2 separate regions of the Homo sapiens genome follow, and region 1 is linked to region 2. A link is an interaction called in ENCODE POLR2A ChIA-PET data of the cell type or tissue named here. Cell type or tissue: CD4-positive, alpha-beta T cell. All regions are shown on one strand. Each heading gives the region's core, and the rest is flanking DNA. Links, peaks and the distances in the headings are about the cores only. Region 1 overlaps CCND2-AS1 (CCND2 antisense RNA 1). Region 2 has its middle 39 kb from the start of LINC03141.

Region 1 (2,904 bases), core at 213-2,712, 300 kb before region 2:
TCTTGCTTTACAGAGAAATTCCAGCGGGGAGGGGGGCAGCGAATGGGAGGGGCAGAGAGGGTCGCGGCCGGATGCCCCCCCTTCCCGGCGCCCTCTGCATTCATGGAGACCCGCAAGTTCGGGCGCTTCCCGCGTGGCAGGCTCGCCTCTTGAAGTTCCCCTGTCCACTTCCCCTTCCGATTACTGACTGTTCCCGAGCGTGAAGCTCGCCATCGAATCCAATCCCCGGTGGTTTTGCAGACTCTCACACGTGGGGTGGGGCGTGAGAGGGTGCGGAGGTTGGCAGGAATGTCTCTAGGAGGCTTGGACTGGAAACTGAGTTTTCCCTTTTGGTCGCCACTCCAGCCATGTGTTAAAACCCTAATGTCTTGTTAAAATGCACTCCACCTAGCACGCGGGAAAACGCATGTTGCCTTCTAGGCAAAAGTGCACACTTTCTTTCAGTGTAGACTTCGGTTTCAAGAAAAAGCGCAAGAGCCTGTGCTCTGGCTTTGAAGTCCAAACTGATCACCGTGGCGCGGGGGTGGGGGGCGGCGGGAGGGGGTAGATTGTTGGTTCTTCCTTATCTCCTTTTCACCCTTCACGGAAAAAAAAATACATATATATATATCCCATGTAGGACTGGTGATAAACTTTAGCGAACGCCAGTTTTATTGGACTTTTATTCTTTTTCCGGCCGGCTCCCCACCCTCTACGCTAGCGTTTTGGAGTTTCGGTTGGAAAGTGTACAAAGCCTGGAGGTGGAGGGTGCAGCAGGGTGTTGGGTGTTTATAGGCACTTTTCTGCAGGAGCCTGCAGCACTAAGCACACATACTCCCAAGCTTACCTGGAGGATGCCTCCCAGCCAGGTGATTCCGCGGTCGGCTCAAGGCCCGGGAGCAGCGCGAGTTCGAGTCCCGCCTTCTCCGCGCAGGGGCGCCTAGGCCAGGTGGGGAGCGGGTAGTGACTGAGTTCAGGCTCAGAAATGGGAGCCACTGCCTTCCCCTCGGCTCCCCCAAAGAGTGGAGCTGTGTTTGTGTTTCTCCGTGGAGGGATGGACGGTCAATCAAAACCGAAAACCCGACTGGCAAAATGCGAGGGGACACATAAATCCGAGGGGACACATAGGAGGCACATCAAGAGGAAGGAGGGAGTGCAGGCAAAGTAGAAAAATGCGGACAAGGAGAAGAGGAAAACGTCGGGAAGCGGAGAGCACGGGGGAGCAGGGTGGGTGGGGACGGGCAGTGCGATTGCAGGTGTTCACTCGCTTCCGGGACCCTCTGGTCGCAGCCGCGCCCGCCGGGGCGCTGGGCCGCTGCGTTCTGGAGGGGGGCAGAGTCCGCCAGGCCTGTGCATCCGCACTCCCTTCGGCGAATTTCGGCTTGGACGGGGCTGGATTACTGAGGCGGCAGATGCGACAGGCGTGAGTTAAGAAGGCGAGCGCCTGCCGTCTGTCACCCACCTAGCATCTCACTCCCCTCCCTTCGGAAAAAAAAAAAATTAAAAGACCCGAACTTCCCCCTCTTCCTGTCTGATTCAGCTTAGGACACGCCTCACGCGGCCGAAAATAGCTCTGGAAATACATTTGCTTTACAAAAGTGAATTTTCCAATAAGCTTTGGGGCGGGGGGCGTCCGGCGGTCGGCGTCGGGGGGTCCTGCCTCCCGGGAGGAGAAGGAACCGGCCGCCTCCGCCCTTCTCCCCCTCCAGGCGCCCCCGGGAGGGGGCCGCTGGGCGGCGGAATCGCGCCTCCGCTCGGGGAGCCACCACGCGGCTTTTTCGCGGAATTTTGACGTCATCCACACGTGGGGGAAGGGGCTGGGAGAGCAAGAGGAAGCGGCGGGGGAGGGGGCCGCGGCTGGGAGAGCGCGGCGGCGGCGCGGCGGGTCTGGCACCCTCGCGGTGGGCGCAGCGCCGGGCAGGGTCCGGGCCCTGGGCAGCGCGGCAGAGGAGGCCGTGCCGCGGACCCCGGAGCCAGCGCCGCGACCCGCCTCCCTCCCCGCCCCCCGCCCCTCGCCATCTTCCACCCCCAAGCAGTTTATTTTTTCTACTTTGAAATCGGGGCCGCTCTTTGCTCCGGAAAAAGCTCATTTCTTTAGGTTATGGTCCTGTTCCGCTGGGTACTGAGATCAGACTGAAATCCCGATCACTGGTCGCGACCCCCGCCACTTGACTTTCTATCCTCTCTCCACTTGAGAGTCGTGAATGTCTTTTTCGGTTCCTCGGGGAGTGAGTTCTGCATTGACTTTTACACCCGGAGTTTTTCATGCGCGACATATTCCTCCCTGCTCCCCCGCCCCATTCACCATCTCAGTATCAGCTGGGTTGGTTAATACGATGGCTATTACATGTAAGATAACCCGTGCATGCATTGTGAGCGATATCGGATGAATTTTGCTGCATTTGGAACAAATGGATCTAGAAATACCCTTTCAAAACAGTTTTACAAATCGATGTGAAAACATGTAGGGCGACTCCCTTCCCACTCGCTGGATACCCTCGTGGCATCCGTGCTCATGCAGAATCTTCTAAACTGCAAGGGCTGAAAACTGCAGCTGCAGAGTGAGCCCACGCACCTTCATTTCCCCTAAATTTGGGCAAAGTCCTTTTAATCTTTCAATCTGGGGGGTTATAGCTGAAATGTGTCATTATTTTCTAAACCCACGGTGACAGTTCTGAGTTTATGCTGAAATTTACAAGGAGCTTCAGTGGGGATGTTTGGGAGAGAAATACTGTGAACTGACTTTTACCTCTTTGAGGTAAAGGGGCTGTTGTAGGAATCAGATGCAGAAAGCTAGGGGTGTCTGAAAATGTGGATTTGAAGTGGAATTATTTGTTTCAAAAGTAGGAGAGAAGCTTTCTGTCTGAATCAGATATTAAGTGTGGAAATGTTTCTTTTTTAAGGTGACACAGTTTGGTTATGAAC
Region 2 (2,904 bases), core at 199-2,698:
AGGCACTTCAGAAACCCCATCCTGCTTCATGCTCAGACAGGAACTAAACTCAAACAAGCGTGGGACATTCCTTCTTCCCTGCATACCTCACTTGCTTTTTGTAATAGTTTTGTTCACTTTTGATTGCACTGGTACCTGGCTTATCCAGGTCTATAGCTCTCACTATCTCTGTATGGCAGGTTTCAGACTGCAATTTGTAGATAGAGATCTTGAACGAGAGAAGAAGAGGCTCCCAGCTTCCTCTGCTGGGCTCTGGGCCAAGCTGTCCCTGTGGCACTTCAAGAGAGACAGGGACCTTCCAGGGGATTTAGTGGTTCCTCATTTGGCTGAGTAGCAAATCAGAATGCTTCTTTCTGATTTCTGCTCCTGATAGCATGGCACACAGATCAAAGGAAGAAGTGCTCCCAATAATACTGAAACCTTCTGCCTCCAGCTGCACAAGAACTATTTGGAAAGTGTGTGACTCTAGAAGGTATGCAGCTTAGAGCAGAGTAGAGGGCACCTCACTGAGGTTTTCTAAAGATCTATGAATTTGAGACCCTTATGATTCTGGAGCAGGAGAAATTCCAGTTGTCCTATCATATAGGCAGGCTATGACCTCTGAAGCCTTTTCCTAGTTGGAGACTCAGTTACTAGAAACAAAACCCTCATCCTCATCTCCAGATGAATCTGAAGAGTTCTATAGCCAATAAGGGTTAGCCTGGCACAAAGGCAATTTCTGGCTGCTTTTAGAGTGCGGGCGCTTCCTCGTGGGTGCCTTTCTGTGTGCACCTGCAGTGCCGGCATTGGTCACCGCTGAGGAGCCACCAGCCTGGAGCTGGGTTTTGGCAGGACAGAGTAAAAAAAAAACCGGGTTTTTCAGTTTGGATGGGATATATTTCAACTGAGCACGAGAATCTTCCCCCCACCCACGTTCTCCAACATCATCTACTCTGAACAAAACCTCCGTAAGACTGCTTCGATAATATGATTTATCTCCTTTTTCTGTTCAGCTCTGCCTTTAAAAAGTGTTAAACTGGTTAAGAAGGGGATTTCCCCAGGAGCGTGGCATGAGTTCTTTCTCTCTTTGGGAGATGTGCTTCCAATTTTTTGCGTTCTTTGCTGAGATAATCAGCAGTTTTTGTGTTTTTTTTTTAAGATGGAGTCTTGCTGTGTCACCCAGGCCGGAGTGCAGTGGTACAATCTTGGCTCACTGCAACCTCCGCCTCCCAGGTGCAAGCGATTCTCCTGTCTCAACCTCCCATTCTTTCTACTCTTCCTTCCCATTTTTACTGTACTTGTCCCTGAGTCTAGAATTATGCACACACCAAGCAGGGTGTTGCCTAGTCTGGAGATCTGAAGGGATCCCTAAGGTTTTTCCTCAGAATTGCCTGATATTTTACTCTTAGTGACTCACTTCTTTGGGTTAAGCATGAATTCTTTATTATATTTTTAAAAAATCAAAACAAAACAAGAACAAACTTGGCAGGAGTGATGACTTGTCATGGGAACAGTAATTATCACAGGAAAAACCCAGGTTTCTTCCTGATATGTCACGAAGAGGTTCAAAGTAGATGGAATATAGTGTAGGGTCAAGAACACCAAAGTTCCAGGAGCTTCTAGTCAAGAAAGTGAACAATGGCTTCCCCTTCCACTTCAACCAAAACCCCTCACTCTTCACCACAGCCCACAAGGCCCCTCGTGATCTATTTCCTGCCAACCTCTCTCACTCCACCCTGGGTCATGCTCATTTCTTTCATGGTGCTTCAGCCAGAACATCTTTTATTTCTGCTTCTCAAACATATCAAGCTCCTTCCTGCCTCAGAACCTTTGCAGATGCTATTCCCTCTGTCCAGAATGCCCTTCTTCCAGATGCTTACATGGCGACTTCCTGTCATTCAGGCGTCCTTTGACATACCATTTCCTGACCACCCAATCTAAAATTGCCCACAGATATTCTCCATTACATTGCCTCAAATTGCCTCATTTTACTTTCATAGTGTTTACCACTCTCTGAAATCATCTTTTTTTTTTTTTAAAATGTGCTTCTTTCTTGTGATTGTCCTCTCATAAAATGGTAAACCCTATGAGAAAAGAATCTTCCCAATCTTAATTATTAAATAAATGAATCAAAGTAAGGGTCAGACCTTCCAGCAAGGATTAAAAGCAAAGAGATAGGAAGTTTAGGGGGAGGCGTAGCAGTGACCTGGAAGTCATAGACAGGTGTCCAGGTCATCTCTGGGAGCCTTAGAGGTTGGTGCTCCCTGGGAGGGGTGGTGGGTACATCTATGTAAGGTCTCTGAGAAGGCTTAGTCAATAGGACTCCTCTTTCCTACCCTGATTCAGATCCCTCAGATAAATAAGACAAAGGAGGCCGGGCGTGGTGGCTCACGCCTGTAGACCCAGCACTTTGGAAGGCCAAGGCGGGTGGATCACAAGGTCAGGAGATAGAGACCATGGTGAAACCCCATCTCTACTAAAAATACAAAAATTATCTGGGAGTGGTGGCTTGTGCCTGTAATCCCAGCTACTTGGGAGGCTGAGGCAGGAGAATCGCTTGAACCAGGGAGTCAGAGGTTGCAGTGAGCCAAGATCACACCACTGCACTCCAGCCTGGTGACAGAGCGAGACTCCATCTCAAAAAATAAAAAATAAAAATAAAAATCAGCTCATTCATTGCATCATCTGAGCACACCATCCCTTACAGTGATTCTCCCCATTATGTAACCTTACGGCACCATCGATCTCTTCCGCAGAATACGTGCCAAAGTTGTAATGGTGCATTTAGTTGTGTGATTCTTGTATTTACTTTAAAAAAAAAAAAAACCATTTATTATGGAAATTTTCAAACATTTGCAAAAGTAGGGTAAATAGTAAAAATAACTCCATGTGTCCATTGCCCAGTTTTAACAACTATCTACTCAT

Evidence for each region. ChIA-PET counts read pairs that join two places held together with the same protein. Peaks named below come from ENCODE experiments on the same cell type or tissue, not always from the same donor. Only the 100,000 strongest peaks of a DNase experiment are listed, where the experiment ranks them.
Region 1: POLR2A ChIA-PET joins it to region 2 with 11 read pairs; 7 of 35 experiments call an interaction of 5 or more read pairs at or near these places.

Annotation. Positions count from the first base shown.
Region 1 is chr12:4,268,291-4,271,194 of GRCh38, reverse strand. All of the region lies in intron 1 of CCND2-AS1 (CCND2 antisense RNA 1), which reads left to right. Among named protein-coding and RNA genes, the nearest start is that of CCND2, 4.0 kb to the left of the region's middle. RefSeq lists silencers at 1-12, 1,527-1,596, 1,607-1,816. In CD4-positive, alpha-beta T cell, for the core only: no CTCF peak of the experiment used is centred there; DNase peaks (open chromatin) are centred at 284, 1,464, 1,764, 2,244 and 1 weaker place; H3K4me3 peaks cover 2,500 bases; H3K27ac peaks cover 2,109 bases.
Region 2 is chr12:3,971,580-3,974,483 of GRCh38, reverse strand. No RefSeq gene overlaps it. Among named protein-coding and RNA genes, the nearest start is that of LINC03141, 39 kb to the left of the region's middle. In CD4-positive, alpha-beta T cell, for the core only: no CTCF peak of the experiment used is centred there; DNase peaks (open chromatin) are centred at 263, 783, 1,033 and 1,693; H3K4me3 peaks cover 532 bases; H3K27ac peaks cover 1,599 bases.